Regions from separate parts of the Homo sapiens genome. Here region 2 is linked to region 1. A link is a loop called in an ENCODE intact Hi-C map of the cell type or tissue named here. Cell type or tissue: ascending aorta. All regions are shown on one strand. Links, peaks and the distances in the headings refer to the core of each region. The heading gives the core; the rest is flanking DNA. Region 1 has its middle 77 kb from the start of RNF7. Region 2 has its middle 29 kb from the start of RNF7.

The links. A loop is a pair of places that touch in the nucleus more often than their neighbours do. Peaks named below come from ENCODE experiments on the same cell type or tissue, not always from the same donor. Only the 100,000 strongest peaks of a DNase experiment are listed, where the experiment ranks them.
Region 2: it touches region 1 in a loop (4-fold over the local background); 1 of 110 quality-filtered maps calls a loop at or near these places.

Annotation. Positions count from the first base shown.
Region 1 is chr3:141,656,784-141,666,168 of GRCh38, forward strand. It overlaps the pseudogene LRRC78P. Among named protein-coding and RNA genes, the nearest start is that of RNF7, 77 kb to the right of the region's middle. RefSeq lists enhancers at 6,949-7,469, 7,470-7,989. In ascending aorta, for the core only: no CTCF peak of the experiment used is centred there; DNase peaks (open chromatin) are centred at 3,158 and 3,538; H3K4me3 peaks cover 2,814 bases; H3K27ac peaks cover 2,074 bases.
Region 2 is chr3:141,704,930-141,714,314 of GRCh38, forward strand. It overlaps the pseudogene LRRC78P and the pseudogene TPT1P3. Among named protein-coding and RNA genes, the nearest start is that of RNF7, 29 kb to the right of the region's middle. In ascending aorta, for the core only: no CTCF peak of the experiment used is centred there; a DNase peak (open chromatin) is centred at 6,162; H3K27ac peaks cover 5,980 bases.

The DNA of each region.
Region 1 (9,385 bases), core at 448-8,447:
TTTTGTTTGTTTGTTTGCTTGCAATATGAAATAGCAAGTTCTTTCCTTCTCATTGCTATTGTTTTGTTTCCAACTTTGCTGGAGCCCTGCACACATACTTGGTTAGCCTCTTAGGTAATTCAGCCCTGGTGAGTCACATCCAAAATTACAACTGTTAAATGAGTTCCAGGCTGCCCCTGCTTTACAAATGCTCAACGTGTGAGAAATCCACATAGTACTGATAGTGACAGGAGTCAGCCAAATGCCTAGGGAGATAGGGGCGGGTCCCCAGTGAAACTCCACCTCCAAGCCAAAGAAAGTTTAAAGCCTGAAAGCCAAGCTACATGTCAAATCCATGGACCAGATTGAGAACCCGTCTTTCCGTTTGGCATGCTTTCCTCTAATTGATCCCCACCCTTCACCTATTTTACATATACCCACACTTCCCTAAGGGTTTTCTACACTGTTGTGTGCACCTTTGAGTGGTATCTTCGCTTTAAACTTTTTTGCATACTCACAAACCAATCAGCACACACTTGCCATTCTGAGTCCATAAAAGCCCTGATTCAGCCACATTGGGAGAGAAACCCACCCAACTGCTGGCATGGGGGACCACCCCCGCATCTCTTCTCTGCTGAGAGCTGTTCTGTGGCTCAATAAAATTCTTCTCCACCCTCCTCACCCTTTGAATTGTCAGTGTATCCTCATTCTTCTTGGATGTGGGACAAGAGCTCGGAAACCACCGAACGCAGGTACAAGCCATAACACAGGTGGGCCAAGTGGGGAGGGTGCCTCCAGCAGCAGGCTGTGGGCAAGTGAGACCTGGGAGGCAGGTGAGGCATTGTTGGCTAAGGAGGTCCCCAGTTGGCAAAGTGGCTGAGAAGAATCCTGTGTCAGTACTGATAAACTGGCAACTATCTCACCACTGCACCTGTCATTGCTGTGGCTCTGGCAGCTACCAGCTGTGGTGGCTCAGGGTGCTAGTTATCTCCCAATATCTGTCTTTCCCTTCTTCTGTAAGTAACAAAAGCTCCCATTTTCAGGTGGGCACATGGCTGCCTATAATAAAGGTTACATTTCCCAGCCTCCTCTGCAGCTAGGTATGATCTTGTATGGTCATGTCCCTAATCTAGGGGGATGTAAGCACAAGTGTCATGTGCAGTTTCTGGAAGATATCCTTAAAGACAGAGAATGTGCCCTTCTTTTTCCAGCTTTCTTTCCTGAATTTGGGACAAAATGGCTGGAGTTCAACAACCATTCTGGGCCATGAGGTAGAAGTCACACACCAAGGATGGAAGAGTAATAAAGTAAAAGTTGCTTTGGTTCTTTATAATCCTGGAGCTTCTGCAGCAGCTCTGGACTGCTCACTCCTGAACTTCATTTACATGAAAGGGAAGTGACTTTCTGTATTGTTTCAGCTGTGTAACTGGGTTTCTGTCACTAGCAGCTGGACCAAATTCTAGTGACATGGTTCCTTTAAGAACTTGCCCACAGTGCATACGAAGGACCCTTCATCTCAGCTCTGATGGGCTGTCTAGCTTCTGCCCCTCACTGTCCCTGTCCTCGGGCTCTGGCCTTCCTGACCATTCCTCTGCTCCCTAAGCATCTGCCCTGAGTCTCAGCGGGTGCCCTGCAGGTGCCCTCTTGCCTACTCTGGAACTCTCCTCCCTCACTGCCCTCCTCTGCTTTTTGTCTTATGAAGGCAGAAATAGTCATGCACAAAATAGGACCCTTTGAGAAAAGCTGTAAGTTCCAGCAGAGAGAGGAAGAGAAGAGGCAAAAATAACAGAGGGGCACAGACTCCTAAGGGCACACTCACTGGAAAGTCATGTTGGACCAAATTCAGGATCCCTCCTGGCCATTCTTGACCCTCCTCACTTCACTGTGAGCCCAGACTTCCTCCCATTAGAGCCAATTGGGTTTAAAACATACGCTTAGAAAACTACAGCCAGCCCTACAGGAATGAAGGGGTTACTTTCCATTTGCAGTTTACTGTGAATTTATTTAATCCAACTGTTATTTTTATTCACTTTTTTCCATTAAACAAGTATGCATTAAGCACCTACTCTATATCCTAAGATAGATATAGATAACTTATGTGCCAGATATGGAGGGCAGAAATCCCACACAACTTTCACTGGACTGAAATCAAGGAGTTGGCAGGGCTGTGTTTCCTTACGGAGGCTTTGGGGAGAATTCTTTCTCCACTTTTCCAGCTTCTAGAGGCTGCCCACCTTCCTTGGCTTGAGTCTCCTTACCTCCCCATTAAAGGCTTCAACAGGTCGCAAAATCCTGCTCATTTCATCTCTCTCTCTCTCTCTCTCTCTCTCTCTCTCTCTCTCTCTCTCTCTCTCCTCTCTCTCTCTCTCTCTCTCTCTCTATCTTCCTTATCTCTCTCTGACCTAACCTAAAAGGTTCTCAATGTCACGTTCTCAGACTCCTGTGATTAGACAGGGCCCACCTGGGTAATCAAGGATAACCATTCACTCCAACCTGCGCCCTGCTTCGAGGTCCATAACTTTAATCCTGTGGAAAGTCGCTTTTGCCATATAAGGTAACATATCCACAAGTTCCCAGGATTACAGCATGCATATCTTTGGGGGATTCTATTCTGCCCACCACATCCTCCCAAGCCTTCCTTTCTACGCCCCCAGACTACTGCCTGAAGCAAGTGGCGCGATCTTGGCTCACTACAACCTCTGCCTCAGGTTCAAACGATTCTCCTACCTCATCCTTCCGAGCAGCTGGGATTACAGGTGCCCGCCACTACGCCCAGCTAATTTTTGTATTTTTAGTAGAGACGGGGTTTCACTATGTTGGCCAGGCTAGTCTGGAACTCCTGACCTCAGGTGATCTGCCCTCCTCGGCCTCCCAAAGTGCTGGGATTACAAACGTGAGCCACCGCGCCCGGCCAGTAAAGCTTTTTAAAATCCTTTTTCCTCCCCATCCAGTCCTGAAAGCTTCAGCTGTTTTGCACCTTTCTCCTTAACATTCCCCAGAAAAACTCCTGTATAGTCCCTGAGCCTCTGCCTTTATCCCTGCGCCCCTTTTCTCCTGGGATTGGGAGGGGGAAGCAGCCGCTCCATGAAGCCCTTCTAGTGGGCAAGAGAGGACCGGGCGGGACGGCGAGAGCGTCCCTGTCGCCTGCAGCTCCTGCTGGGTGATGCGGGGACGCGGCTCCCTGGGAAATCGTGTTAGCGGCTCCAGGGCTGGTCCACGGCGGCCTTGGGAGCGGCGGCAACAGGCTGGAGCGTCCACGCTTCGGAGGCCTCTGTCTCCCCAAGATTCCCCACTGATGAACAGGGACGCCGGTCCGCCTTCCTCAACTTCCCCTGTTCCCTGCCAGGCAGCGTCCCTCGCAGCGACGTTGGCTGCGACAAGTTTGACCTGCAGCGAGGACACCAGGATTTCTCAGTTTCTCCAAATCCAAGCCCGAGCCCGAGCCCGAGTTCCGACCAGTCCTGACACTGCTTCCCGCCGCCACCTGCCTCCTCCTCCAGCTCCCGCTGTCTCCCCGGCGCCGGCGCCCTGGGTGGCCACAGTCCCTCCAGCCTCCGCCCCTCGCCGCAGTCTCCAGGGCGCCGGACGCCACGCGGGCAGCCGGCCCGGGACGCAGGGAGAGTGAGAGCGAGTGAGTGCGGGCGCCCGGCGGGGCGGGCAGGGGCCGGAGGAGGTTGCCCCAGCTCCAGGAGAAATGCTTGATCCCAGGAGCGAGGCTCCCTGGAGACCATGGTGCTCGCAACCCCTATTCTCTCCCCTATGCACCCGCACAGCCCCAGGGCGGGGGCGGGGAAGAGTGCACGCAGCTGGGCTTTTCCCGGCCTCAGGGTGAGCAGCTAGGATTCTCTAGGGAAATATATTAAAAGCACGGGAGCCTTGGAGAGGGAGCGCAAAGCAGCCTCTCCTTGCAGGCCCTCTCCATGTCCCCTGGGACTCCGAGGTGGACCAGGAGCTGTCCAAGCTGGGCGGGCAAGGGACCCAGAGGGGGGCCCTCCACATCCCCTCGGGACAGAGGGCAGGGTCCGGCCACCTCCACTCTCAGCCCCTCCTCCGGCACCCACGCTGTCCCCACACTGTCTCCAGGACACTGGGGAGGGAGAGTCACTTTCAGAAAAGACAAGTAAAACCTAGCACAGGGCGGGACACATATACCTTAGACCTTCAATAAATATTCATTAATGATTCAATCAATGCTGGCTTTGAAGTGCCTAGATATTTGCCAACCTGAGCATTTACTGTATATAAAAATGACATAAATTCTCGTGATAAAACATTAAGTGAAAAACTCAAGATTCAAAAGTGTCTTATTAGAGCATTTGCAGAATCTATGTGGGTAGTTTGTGCATCTGTAAATACTTTAAATGCTGGTGAGGAATAATCCATAATGTGAGCAGTAATACTGTATACTACCTGTCTTAGCTTGGGCTGCCATGACGAAATACCATAGACCGGGTACTTTAAACCACAGAATTTTCTTACAGTTCTGGAGACTGGAAGTCTGAGATCAAGCTGCCGTTGAGGTGGGTTTCATTCAGAGGGCACTCCTCTTGGCCTGCAGTGGGGGGTGTCGCAATTTCTCTGGGTGCTTTTTTTTTTTTTTTTTTTTTGAGAAGGAGTCTTGCTCTGTCGCCCAGTCTGGAGTGCAGTGACGCCATCTCTGCTCACTGCAACCTCCGCCTCCCAGGTCCAAGCGATTCTCCTGCCTCAGGCTCCGGAGTAGCTGGGATTACAGGCACATGCCACCATGCCCAGCTAATTTTTTGTATTTTTAGTAGAGACTGGGGCTACCGTGCCCGGCCATTCTCTGTGTGCTCTTATGGCCCATGTCTTTGTGCCTGAAACAGTCCTGGGAGTCAGGAGACCCAGTTCTGTTTTCAGCTGAAGTAAGTCCCTTCTTTTCCTTCCTTGAGCCCAGAAGATCAAGGTTACAGTGAGCTGTGATTGCACCACTGCACCAAAAAAAGGTTGACCTTGCCCAATAAACAGTTTTCTGTAGCTGCCAAGTCTGGTTGCTCTGTGGCAGCAGACTGGAGTACAGACTTCTGAGAGGACACCTGGGAGATGGCCGTGAGTGGAGGAGGACTGCTAGAGTTAACAGTGATCCTGGTTTGCCTAGTGCTTTTCTGTTTTTAGCATTCAACATCCTGGATTAGACAATCTGTAAAGTCCCAACCAGAACTATGATATTGTGATTTTCCCTTACCCTAGTATCTGAATGTCTCTACATTCCACTGGGTTCATTCCCCTTTCCAGAATGCTTTTCACCCATGATGGGGTCATTTGCTATGTAAAAATAGGATACGAATACAAGTGTGATCTAATTTGAAATTGTAAAATTCTTCCAGCTAATAATTCACATGACATCTAACAGATGTTGTTGGCTTTCTCTTGAAATTTTAAATTATCCTACAGTGCCCTGTAAATCTGTGGCAGTGCCCCGAAGCGCCTCAGTGTAGTATGGGAACCATGGCTTGAAAGTGCAAAGCATTACTAGAGATAAACAGGAATATTACATAATAACAAAAGAGTAGACTCCTCAGGAAGATTTATCAGTTCTAAATGTATAGACACCTAATAACATAGCTTTAAAATATATAAAACAAATGTTGGCAGAATTAATAGCAAAGTTAGACAAATTCACGTTCACTCTCTTAATAACTGGTAGAATATGCATGTGATAAATTCAGTAAAGATAAATGTAGTGGGAAGCCATTGGAGAGATTTAAGTAGAAGAGTCATATGACCTGATTTACATTTCAAAAACTTCACTCTGGCCCATAATCCATTTTACAGATGGGGAAATGGAAACGTGAAGAGGCTTCATAATTTATCTAAGGCTACCCAGTGGGTCAAGTGGTAGAGACAAGACTAAAGTCCAGACCCAGTCATCTCCAAATCCACATTCTTAACCACTATGATATATTACTGTCTGGCAAGAATTGTGTCTGTAAAGGGAACTATGCCATTTAAAAACCAGTATGTTCTTGGTAATTTTTAGTAACCAGTATAAATGTTAATTGCATTCCTTTATAACTAAGTTCCAGTGGGCATTGCCCCTATTTTGAAGAATCTAAAAGAAGGATATGGACCCATGAGTAGGGAAATTGGAAATTGAACAATTCCTTTCAATGGTCTCCATTTTGACTCCTTAGTCCCATTTTAAGATAAATGAAGCACTTCAAGATTTTCAGAGAAGGGTATGCAGCAATATTTTCCTAATATTTTTAGTGGAGGAAGTATGTTCTGCTCCTTAAAAAGACACCTGTATGTTGGGTTTCAGGGCAAGTTACTGTTTTCAGAATCCAAGTGAAATCTAACACTATAAAACAATGCCAAGAGCAAATGAAGGAAAACAAAAATCTAAAGGGGCACCCCTGCCCATCGTTTTGATTCTTCAAAAGTTTCTGAAAACATATGAGAAACACTGTGCGCAGTCTCAGACGTCCGTGTGTCCAGCCATCAAAAGTGACCTGAAAAGCAGCATTGACAGTGACCAGGTGCTCAGGAAGGTGAGTGTATGGTCTTGTTTTCTTATTCTTCTCTGAAATGAACTGGCTAGGGTTTACTCCCAAGCCACATGGGTACTCGGTCCTTGTGTAACCTCCCAAGGGGTTCTTTCTGCCCGCTGCACAAATAAAGACCACAGCATTGTAGTAAAAAAGAGTTTGATTGACACCAGGCCAGCCACGCCATGTAAAAGATGAAGTTATCACTCAAATCAAACTCTCTGAAAATTCAGGATTGAGGTTTTTAAGGGTAATTTGGTGGGTAGGGGGTCACAAGGTGGGGAATGCTGATTTGTCGGGTTGAAGATGAAATCATAGGGAGTTGAAGCTGTCCTCTTGCACTGAGTCAGTTCCTGGGTAGGGTCCACAAGACCAGATGAGCCATCTTACCCATCTGAGTGGCACCAGCTGGTGCTTTGGAACACAGGGTCTGCAAACTGTCTCAAGCACTGATCTCAGGTTTTACAACAGTGACTCCTAAACCATAATTTCTAATCTTGTGGCTAATTTGTTAGTCCTGCAAAGACAGTCTAGTCCCTAGTCAAGAAGGGGATTTGTTTTGGGAAAGGGTTGTTATTGTCTTTGTTTCGAAGTTAATCTATTAACATAAACTAAGTTCCTCCCCAAGTTATTCTGGCCTGTGCCCAGGAATGCGCAAGGACATTTTGAAGGTTAAAAGCAAGAAGGAGTTGGTTAGGTCAGATTTCTTTCACTGCCATAATTTTCTCAGTTATAATTTTTGCAAAGGTGGTTTCACTTGCAAGCCCAGAGCTGGCTGTGTCATCCACTCTGCATTCCTGACTGAGTGGAGTGCAAAGCCCGGCTTGCCTGCTCAGCCCTTCTCCTCCATTCCCCCTTTGACCTACATGGCTGCCCCTCCCATCCCTTCCAGAGGGCCTGTTCTCACACCACTTCCCTGGAAGGGCCACCGGCCCCTCCTCCACATCTGGAAGGCCCAGCTTGAAAGTCAGCACTTTGGTCATCACCGCAGGACCTCTGCTCCCGGCACTCCAGCCACCCCCACTGACCCCTCCAAGTGAGGGCCTCCTTCTCTTGGCTGCCAATGCGTCCCTGCCGTGAGGTCAGACCTGGTCTCGCCCATGCCTCCCCTCCTGAGGCCGGCTCACTTGGAGTGAGACCAGCAATCAGAATTCTGACTCCAAAAGCACTGGGTTTCAGAAAATATTCTGATGTCGTATCTTTTCTAAGATTAAATCTAGGGCTTGGATGTGAGGGGGAAAGAGGAGAGGAGAGGTCAGCATTGAGATGAAATGGGTAACTTGGGAAGTGGGCACCTGACAGATCAGATGGGGGAGCCTGGCACCCCAAACACATCTGGGCCAGGCCCCAACTCTTCACTTTGTACTCTGAACTTCCAGCTCCCCAGCTGGGGCTCCCTCTCTCCCTTCCTTCCCCCAAGCCTCCTTCCACCCAGCACCTCTTCCACTCTGCCATCCCTCATCCGCCTTTCCCAGTCTCTCTAATCCTTACTTTCACAGTGCCTTTGCTGGGGTCCCTGCCATGTCTCCCCGCTCATCCCAATGGAGGACCTTCCCAGAACCAGCCCTTTTGTGGTAAAATTGTTCCTAAGTCATTTTTTTAAAACTCCAGTTCTTATAATCAGCCTCCGCTACTTAATTATAAGGGCTAATCGTAACTTGTTCAAACCAGTCCCTTCAGCAATATTCAATTATTTTTTTCACTGCAATCACTGTCATAAATACAATTAACATCATGACCCCATGTGTAGGTATCAGCATGCATCAGTACCACCATAAAGGCTGTTTATATTGTGTGGGTTGCTTGGGTAGGGTCTCCATTATGATTCTGAATATCATTAAAATAAAAGTCTCATGAGATAATCATTATTATTTTTACTCCATAAGAGGCACTCAGACAATTTCCCTTCTTTTCTATTTTGTTAAAGAAGAAAAAAGAGGCTGGGTGTGGTGGCTCATGTCTATAGTCCCAGAACTTTGGGAGGCTGAGGTGGGAGGGTTGCTTGAGGCCAGGAGTTTGAGACCAGCCTGGGCAACATGGTGAGACTCGTCTCTACAAAAAATTAAAAAATTAGCCAAGTGTGGTGTCACCCACCTGTAGTCCCAGCTGCTTGGGAGGCTGAGGTAGGAGCTTGAGCCTGGGAGCTGGAGGCTGCAGTGAGCTATGATCACCCCACTGTACTCCAGTCTGGGTGACAGAGTGAGACTCTGTAGGAAGAAAGGAAGGAAGGAAGAGAGGAAGGAAGGAAGGAAGGAGAGGGGAGAGGAGGGGGCAAGGAAGGAAGGAAGGAAAGAAGGAAGAAGGAAGGAAAGGAGGGGAGGGAGGGAGGAAGGAAGGAAGGAAAGGAGAGGGAGGGAGGAAGGGAGGGAGGGAGAAAGGAAGGAAGGAAAGAGGAAGAAGGAAGGAAGGAAGGAAAGGAGGGGGAGGGAAGAAGGAAGCAAGGAAGGAGACAATGAAGGAAGGAGGCAAGGAAGGAAGGAAGGAAGGAAAGGAGAGGGAGGGAGGGAGGAAGGGAGGGAGGAAGGGAGGGAGGGAGGAAGGGAGGGAGGGAGGAAGGGAGGGAGGGAGGAAGGGAGGGAGGGAGGAAGGGAGGAAGGGAGGAAGGAAGGGAGGACGGAGAGTAGAAAGGAAGGAAGGGAGGGAGGACGGAGAGTAGAAAGGAAGGAAGGGAGGGAGGAAGGAAGGAAGGAAGGAAGGAGACAATGAAGGAAGGAGGCAAGGAAGGAAGGAAGGAAGGAAAGGAGAGGGAGGGAGGGAGGAAGGGAGGGAGGGAGGAAGGGAGGGAGGAAGGAAGGGAGGGAGGGAGGGAGGAAGGGAGGGAGGGAGGAAGGGAGGAAGGAAGGGAGGGCGGAGAGTAGAAAGGACGGAAGGGAGGGAGGAAGGAAGTAAGCAAGTATGGA
Region 2 (9,385 bases), core at 654-8,653, 48 kb after region 1:
AAACAAATCAACAAGAAAAAAATAAACAATCCCATCAAAAAGTGGGCTAAGAATATGAATAGACATTATCAAAAGAAGATCTACAAATGGCCAACAGACATATGAAAAAATGCTCAACATCAGTAATGATCAGGGAAATGCAGATCAAAACCACAATGCAATACCACCTTACTCCAGCAAGAATGGTCATAATAAAAAAGTAATAGATGTTTGTGTGGATGCAGTGAACAGGGAACACTCCTACACTGCTGGTGGGAATGTAAATGAGTACAATCACTATGGAAAACAGTGTGAAGATTCCTTAAAGAACTAAAAATAGAACTACCATTTGATCCAGTAATCCCACTACTGGGTATCTACCCAGAGGAAAAGAAGTCATTATACGAAAAAGATGCTTGCACACGCATGTTTATAGCAGCACAATTCGCAATTGCAAAAACGTGGAACCAACCCAAATGCCCATCAATTAATGAAGGGATAAAGAAACTGTGGTGTATATATATGATGGAATATTACTCAGCTATAAAAAGGAATGAATTAATGGCATTCACAGCGACCTGGATGAGATTGGAGACTATTATTCTAAGCGAAGTAACTCAGGAATGGAAAACCAAACATCGTATGTTCTCAATCATAAGTGGGAGCTAAGTATGAGGATGCAAAGGCATAAGAATGACACAATGGGCCGGGCGCGGTGGCTCACACCTGTAATCCCAGCACTTTGGGAGCCTGAGGGGGACGGATCACCTGAGGTTGGGAGTTCAAGACCAGCCTGACCAACATGGAGAAACCCTGTCTCTACTAAAAATACAAAAATTAACTGGGCATGGTGGTGCATGCCTGTAATCCCAGCTACTCAGGAGGCTGAGGCAGGAGAATCACTTGAACCCAGGAGGTAGAGGTTTCAGTAAGCCGAGATCGCACCATTGCACTCCAGCCTGGGCAACAAAAGCAAAACTCCATCTCAAAAAAAAAAAAAAAAAAGAATGACACAATGGACTTTGGAGACTTGGGGGAAAGGCTGGGAAGAGGGTGAGGGATAAAAGACTACAAATAGGGTTCGGTGTATACTGCTCAGGTGATGGGTGCAGCAAAATCTCACATATCACCACTAAATAACTTACTCATGTAACCAAACACCACCTTTTCCCCAATAATCTATGGAAATAAAAAAAATTTTTTTTCAAAGGAAAGACTTAGGTGAGGAAGGACTTAAGTGAGGAAGAAGGGCCTTAATGCACGCCATGAGCCTGCAGGTTTAGGTAGAACAAGAGGATGAGAGGAGGGCGGCCCTTGGCAAGACGGGAGGGTCATAGTAAGGAAGAATTTGCATGTCAGGTGGAAAGTTTGTACTTAACCTAGTAGACATTGGGAGCCATTAAAGTCTTTTGTTTCCCAAGGAATTCTTTGCCTCAAATCCTTTTGTATCTAATATTATACTTATTTTATAGCTTCCTTTCAGGGCAGACTAGTGTCATGCTTTCCAGAGTTTACAAAGCAAATTCAACAACAGCTTTCCACATTTGACAACTGTTTTTGCTATCATAAAGTGTTTGGGGGGTGAGTTTGATCTTTGGCAGAAGAGTTCTACTTGTTTCAAAGTAAAGATTCAGACTGATCTACATCAGCCTCCTGGGTGACAAGTCCACATGGTTTCCATTTGGCTCTAACTGGAAACAGTCAAACGATTTCCATGCCGGCCTCTTTGTGGACAAGAGGCTTTTGGCCTGCTGCTTGGAAAGTTGTCCCCACAATGCCATTGAGGCAAAACCTGCACTAGGAAACCTGTGCCTATTATTATTCCTCTCATTTGGAGTGATAAGAACATTTAGAGCAATACAAGAACTTGACAGCTTTACATTGAGCAACCATTTATAAGTTAATAAAGGAAGCAAAATACCTTCTTTCTATGTTTGCAGGAGTTAAAGATTTTTGTCCAAATCAGTCTTGCCTCAGTGTACCCCTGAAGATGAAGAGTTATTAAAACAAGGGTCCTCAAATTTGAGCAGCCTCAGAGGTACCCAGAGGGCTTGTTAAAACACAGATTGCTGGGCGCCACCCCTCAGGTTCTGAGTAAGTAGGTCTGAGTGAAGCTGGACAGTGTGCATTTCTATCCAGTTCCCAGGGTGCTGATGCTGCTGGTCCGAGGATCACACTTTGAGAATCACTGTTTTGGACTTGAAAAAATCAGACTGTCTGCTCCTGATTTATTTTGCACAATGAAGAAAATCAGAGAGCAGACCGAGGCTCTGAGATGCCTCTTCTCTGCCCTGAAAACCGCAGAACAGACAAGACTCAGTCCCATTTCCATTCTGGCTTCTCTGTCTTCTCCTATACTGTCTTCTATACTTTCTTCTTCTATATTCAGGGAAGCCACCTCTGAGCCCCATGGCTCTCTGTACCATGGGGATACAGGAACTAGGAATCGTGGGCCTGGAAGTTGATCGGTGCTCAAGTGGATGATGTCTGGCTTGGTCTATGCCTAGTCACAAACCTGCGAGGTCCACAAAGAGCCAAAAGATAGCTGAAGATTGGAAGTCACTGTAAGGTTGTCAGGAATAGCCACCCTCAGTTTAGATGGTTTCTCTGAGCCCTATTCAGCCAGTGCTGCCTTGTTGCCTCAAGGCCCCCAAAGTTCTTGAAAGACCCAGTGAGGACTTGGGGTATCCTGTGCCTGTTCATTCCCAGCCCAAGCCCCACAGACAACCTCCAGGGCTGTTTCAATTTTGGAGGATTTAGGACAGGGAGAGCCAGTAAGTGACTTAGGCATGTACATGGGGCAAAAATCCAACCATAAAATGGTATGTCCACAAACTTGGGATTGATCAGAACTTTACTACAGTACCATGCCACCCAAGTGGCAAATACACTTCCCCAAATAAGGCATTGTTGCTTATATCATAGCCACAGTCCACAGAAATACCAGTGGCATTAAGGAATGCAAAGACCAAGTTCAAAAGTCAAGATGTAATCTTCAAAACAGCTTTATTAGTTCCAAAACAGGAAGTTACCAGTTATAATCCTGCAATTATTTTATTTGGGGCTTCATCCTGGGGTGACAGCTAAACAATGGAAACCTTTATAGAAAGGTCCCAAGGCCCAAGGTGTGAATCATCAAACACTACATTTTGCCTTCTTAAGTCCTATAATCAAGCAAACAGTTTATGTTCTGGTTTATAAAACTAGGACTTACACAGGAAATTACACACGTTCCTTTTCGATGGAAAGAAGCTATTTTTAACAACTTGAAAAAATAATTCAACCACTAGGAGAAGGTCTACCAGGGCCTGGCATCCACAGATGAACATTTGAGTAGTGGTTAATCTGATGCCCCCCAGAATGTAGGATGCCCACCTGTTCTGGCGGTCCCAGAAGAGGCCAGCAAGCGAAGGATATGGAGAGCCTTTCTGGGGGATGCTGGTTCCATGAAAATTTACACCTGACCTTTGAGTACTGGCCCATTTAGGAAACAGGGCTCTCCTTGGAAGAAATGAGAAGAGGTTTGTCAGCTGTGTTAGGAGAGGAGGTTCCACGCAGTCAGACCACATGAAAAAAGGCTCACAGGAGGAAGGTGCCTGGCGTATTAGGCATCTGGAGGGGTGACTTTCGCCATAGAGCAGTCATTGGGAAAGAGGCTGGAAATGTGACTGAAGAGGCCAGTGGACCCACGTGACTGAAAGCCATGAATGCTGAGTTCAGGAGTTAGATTTTCTCCTGTGTGCAAAGGGGGAGACATGATGGTTTTGAAGCAGGACAGTAGCATAGTGAGAACAGGATTTTTGAAAAGCATCTTTGGCAGTTTTGCAGAATGTGCTTTAGAGAGAGGAATAGTTAGAGGATAGGAGACTAGTTATGGGCTTTTTTTTTTTTTTAAGTTTAAATGTATTTTATTTTTAGACAACCTATGTGACATGTTTTTTTTTTTTTTCTTAAAAAAACAAGGCCTTCACTCCACATAAATCACAGTCAAAATAAATGAAGGGCCCATTTGTCTTAAGACCTGGTGTTTTGTGGATGGCAAGCAGCAGCCATTTATGATGATAGGTGATATATTCAAAGTAATTGCCAAATCTGTTAATATTTACCCATTTCCAAACCATTGTTAAAGAAAATCATATACGGGGTCACACCATCCTCACGGTAGTTCAGTAGAGCAACCATGCCATCAGGATTCATATTTTCATCAAAAAAGAACTGGTAGTTTTTGAAATTAGCAAGGATGTGCTTGATGTATTCTGCAGTCCTACCATAAAAGGTTTTACTCTTTCTGATCTCTCTTCTTCAAGTTCGCCTTTCATTGATTTCGTGTCGTCTTTAATGTACTTCTTTTTTTTGTTTTCTTCTTGAGATAGGATCTCACTCTGTGGCCCAGGCTGGAGTGCAGTGGTGTGATCATGACTCACTGCAGCCTTGACCTCCTGGCCTCAAGCAATCCACCCACCTCAGCCTCCCAAGTAGTTGGGACCATAGATGTGACCACCATGGCCAGCTAATTTTTTTTTTGTACAGACCGGGTCTCTTCACGTTGCTCACACTGGTCTCAAACTGGTAGGCTTAAATGATCCTCTCACCTCAGCCTCCCAAAGTGCTGGAATTACAGGCGTGAACCACCTTGCCCCGCTGATGTACTTGTAGGCATCCTTTGTGAAGCTGGTTTCCTGCAAGTGATGGTTCATGACAATATCAACACCAATAGATGACTTTGGGTGCTTTGGATACCTTTGCCCTTGGGGCCTTCAGAGGAGGCATTTCCACCAATGAGCAAGTCATCAGTGTTACCCTCTGTCCTGGTGATTATCTTCTCCTCCACTGTCAGGCACAGTCTATCCACAATCTCCCAGTTCTCATCAATGTCAGAGGGCTTCTCATCGTGTCTGACGAGGTCCGCTGAAGGAAGAGGACAACTGCACTAGCTTAGCAGGATTCTGGAGTGGTGTCGGGAGTCAGGGATGAGAGGGGAGTGGTAGGAAAAGCAGGAAGCTTTTACACTGGTTCAGGCAAGAGAAGATAAAGTGAGGCTGCAGTGATAGAAAGATGGAGTCTCGATATATTTAGAAGGAAGAGAATTGACAGGACCTAGTAGCCAGTTCAAAGAGGGTGGTGAGAAAGATTCTCAAGTCCAGGACACCTGGGGAAGCTTGGCAATTGACCAAAGAGAAAATGAGAGGAAGCACAAGGCTGGGTGGGTCCATACTAGATCTGTGGAGTGGCTGCCAGGGAAGGTGTGCCATTGTCCTCCTGACCCTCAGGGAGACAGTGGTAGAAGGAAGGACCCTTGCACATGAAGTTTCTTCACCAGGTTGCTCCCATTTCAGTGTTTCAGTGACGTATGAAAGCCAGAGATAATGCTGGCAAGCGAGGCACTAAAACTGTGTCCTACGTGCCTCTACCACCACTATTTCACAATGCTTCCCAGCCGTCCTCACAATGCTTCTAAGAGATGGGTATTATGATCTCTATTTTGCCAGAGGAAATTTAGATTCAGAGAAGTCAAGTGACTTTCCAAGGAGTTTCATAGCATTTTCCGGAGAGGTTTTAAACCTGGAGATTCCGCACATCTCACTACACCACCCTGCCTCTTGGGCACAACCGGGCATAGCTATGCCACTGCTAAATTCTCCCAGACAGAGGGGATAAATTAAAATGGTCATTGTTAGTGAGCCTGTTTTTGTTTCAAAGTAAAGAAATGTAAGATTAGGTAAAAAAGGGTTACGGTGAATACAGCTGGGGTGTATCAAGTATTACCAAGGCCTGAGCACATACCCACCCTTACTCCAAGGAATTTGTTTTCAACCTAGGGAAAAGAATCCAGTTTTGCTTGAACTTTGGTTAAAGCCCTGGAGCAGGAAGTTCCTGTACTGAGCAATGCCAGCCTTCCTATTATCTAACAGGGCCACCGTAACTCATTAGAGGTCTAAATTCTGGAGAGTGGTTTTGACTAGCATTTTCCAAACTGGTTATTTTTCAGGCAGAGATGACATTGTGACCTCTCTTATCATCAGCTGGAGGGAGACTTTGATTGTTTTTCCCATGGGAGTACACATTAGACCAGGCCAATCACAGGCCTGGAAGTCTCTTCCTCTCCAAGGGCACACGTTTGTGCCACACTGGCTAAGTTAGGGATGTAGACTGGCTAAGATGACGTATTTCCTTGCAAAGCTGAGCAGCTGTAAAGGAATTTAGCTTTTGGCTTTCAGCCTCGGCCCTATTGGTCACCACTGCTTTCTATCATGCCAGAAGGAGACAAAAAGAAATGGATGCCACATGTGATCAGTATCCACATCATTCATCATTCTGGGCAGTCAACTTACGTTTTCAAATGCATTTTTCTCTGTGAAGAGATTTTACAAATAGAAAAATCATATTTCATCTTGTTCACGAGTGGTCTCAAGGCATTATTGCAAACACTGTACTTGGAAAAGCACTGAACAGTGAGATAAAGTTTCCATAACACGATTGCAGTTTACACTCTATTAGTCATTGATTCATTGATTCATTGAACAAACATTTATTAAATACCTACCATGTGCCAGATACTATTCTAGTGTGAATAATGTAGCACTGTTATATCATTCATGACAGCTGTCATTTGCTATCATTCCCATGCCTTACTTAGATGTAAGGATGAATGAGATTTAGACAAGTTAGGCTTACCCCTAATAAAACCAAAAGATGGGCCAGTGTTCATCCCTCCAACTGTGTTCTAAAGGAAAATAAATCCTTCCTATTTCCTTTTTTTTTTTTTTTCAAGACAGAGTCTTGCTCTGTCATCCAGGCTATGCAGTGGTGCAATCTCAGCTCACTGCAACGTTTGCCTCCCGGGTTCAAGCAATTCTCCTGCCTCAGCCTCCCAAGTAGCTGGAACTACAGGCACATGCCCCAACACCCGGCTAATTTTTGCATTTTTAGTAGAGATGGGTTTCACCATGTTGGCCAGGCTGGTCTCAAACTCCTGACCTCAAGTGATCTGCCCTTCTTGGCCTCCCAAAGTGCTGGGATTACAGGCGTGAGCCACCACGCCCAGCCAATCCTGTCTGTTTAATCCAACAACCCAGCAGATTAGATTCATGTCCAAAGAAACCAATCAAATCCTTTTTTTAATAGCATACTTTCTACTCTTTTTCCCCAACCGGCAACCTAGGAAGGCCTGATGTCCAAATTTATCTCCTTTTCCTGAAAAGCAAGTTTTCCCTCCAGGCTTGAAAACTTATGCTTGATTATCCTTGACTCTGTTCTCTTCCTTGCTCTAACCACGCTAGTTAACATTCACTTAATGTCGGCTTCATAAGGGGAGGGATTTTTGTCTCTTTTGTTCTCCGTTGGGTCCCTGGCACCTACACCACTGCCTGACACATAATAGGAGCTCGAAAATATTTGTTAAATGCTGAAGGAATTCAAGTCTTGTCTAGCTCCAGGGTTAGGCTCTCGATGGTGGACATTGTGGACAAAATTAGTGTATAGTTAAATGATCCTTTAAAATTCCGTAATTTGCCCACACATTACAATATCTAGGCATATTATCTCTAAGTCCCACACAGTTTCTTCCCCAGTTTTGGAACAGATCACTTGGTCTTTCTTCAGTTGGATCCAGATGAAGTAGTTGGTTAGTGTTTAGGGGGCACATATAACTCTAAACACTTGTAGGCCCCCAGAAAAAGTTTGAACGTGGGACTGCCAATTCCTATTTCCCATCTCATACTTACTGAGTGGATGAGCCCTCATTATGCCTGTGATTATTTCTTTTCCTCCATTCCCTTCCTGTATTTTTCTTTGCCAAACTCCTAAACTTGAACTGACATAAATTAAATGTGGACCTGATGCTGTTTCCCAGCACTGACAATAGACTCTACAAAAGCTGTGTCGACTGACAAGTGTGAACCAACCCCAGGAACCCTGAGCCCAGTCATGAATTCTACAAAGGCAGGATGGTTCTTTCTCCTTCAGATTTTCTCTTTTAAAGCTCAAAAAGGTAACAGCTTTTCAGGCTCCTTTAAAGGGCTGAATTCCTTCACAAGAACTATCACTTCCCCTAGATCAGTGGGCAACTCATTCATCTTCTTCCAGGAAATTTCTAGATACATCATTTTCCTCTTCAAAGTAAAGGCAACAATCTAAATCTTAGATGGAATTTCCTTTCATGCAGAGTAATTTTGGGCTTCTTGTTCTAAAGAAGGAAGGATGTACTGAGTATAAAACGAGGACTTTAAAAATTATATATACAGTATTTCCTTGACTATACTGCAAATGCATCTACTCACACAAGTCCAGTAAAGTACAAGCTAAAAGAATAAAGTCAGCTTAGCTGGTGACAAACAGGGGAACTATTGTCTAAAAATAATAAAATACTTTGATTTTCTTGTAGGAATCAAGAAGAAAATTGAAGGTCTGATGGAAAGTGGTCCTTGGTTAGTGAAGTTGCATTAGGCAGATAATGGCATAGATGGAAAAGGAAGAGAAGGAGAAAATGGTTTATTGGAATTCATTCAAACTTTAACATGGTAAGTAGCAAGTTAAGAGGCTTTATTTGTTCACCTTTTAAAACTAAGTGCTTGAATTAAATCATGGGGATAATTATTTAACTGCACCTTTTTAGCAGTTTCCGATGAGGTTTTTCAGCTCTGAGAGCCAAGCAGTGACCCATCTTGGTCTTGGTACCTAACGTGGCAAACAGTTGTGTGTGGACCATAAAGCAGTCTCAAAGACCTCACTAGAAGCCCCATTTTAAGAAGTTGGCAACTGAGGAAAAACAGGAAGTATGACCTCCCAATTTTTCTTTCTTAAAGTCAGGATATAATGTAAAATGTAATCAATGTGACCTGAGGAAGAAGGGCGGCCTACTCAGGAGTGAACACTCTTTTGTGTTTGATTACAAAGTTGTCCCAGCCTCCTCAGGCAGAAGGACACAGCTATTCTCAAAAGCTTCTCAAAAACAGGATATTTCCTTACCTTGTTTGTCTTGAGAATCTTAGGCATTTCCCTGTCCAGGCCTACTGAGTCCACATCCCCAGTGGGCCAAGTAGGATTTGCAGCTACTGTAGAAAAAGCTTGCTGGGTGGAAACGACTCCAAGATATATAGTTTCAGGTAGTCGATAGTGACAGCACCATGGGGACAGTCAAGGGCAACAGAACACAGCCAAGGCTTGAGGCTTGAGAGCTTGATGGATGGCTACTTAGTATTATTATTACTACTTTTATTTTTATTTTTGAGACACGGTCTTACTCTGTCGCCCAGGCTGGAGTGCAGTAGTGCAATCTCTGCTCACTGCAACCTCCACCTCCCTAGTTCAAGCAATTCTCCTGCGTCAGCCTCCTGAGTAGCTGGGACTACAGGCGTGCACCACCACACCCAGCTAATTTTTGTATTTTTAGTAGAGACAGAGTTTC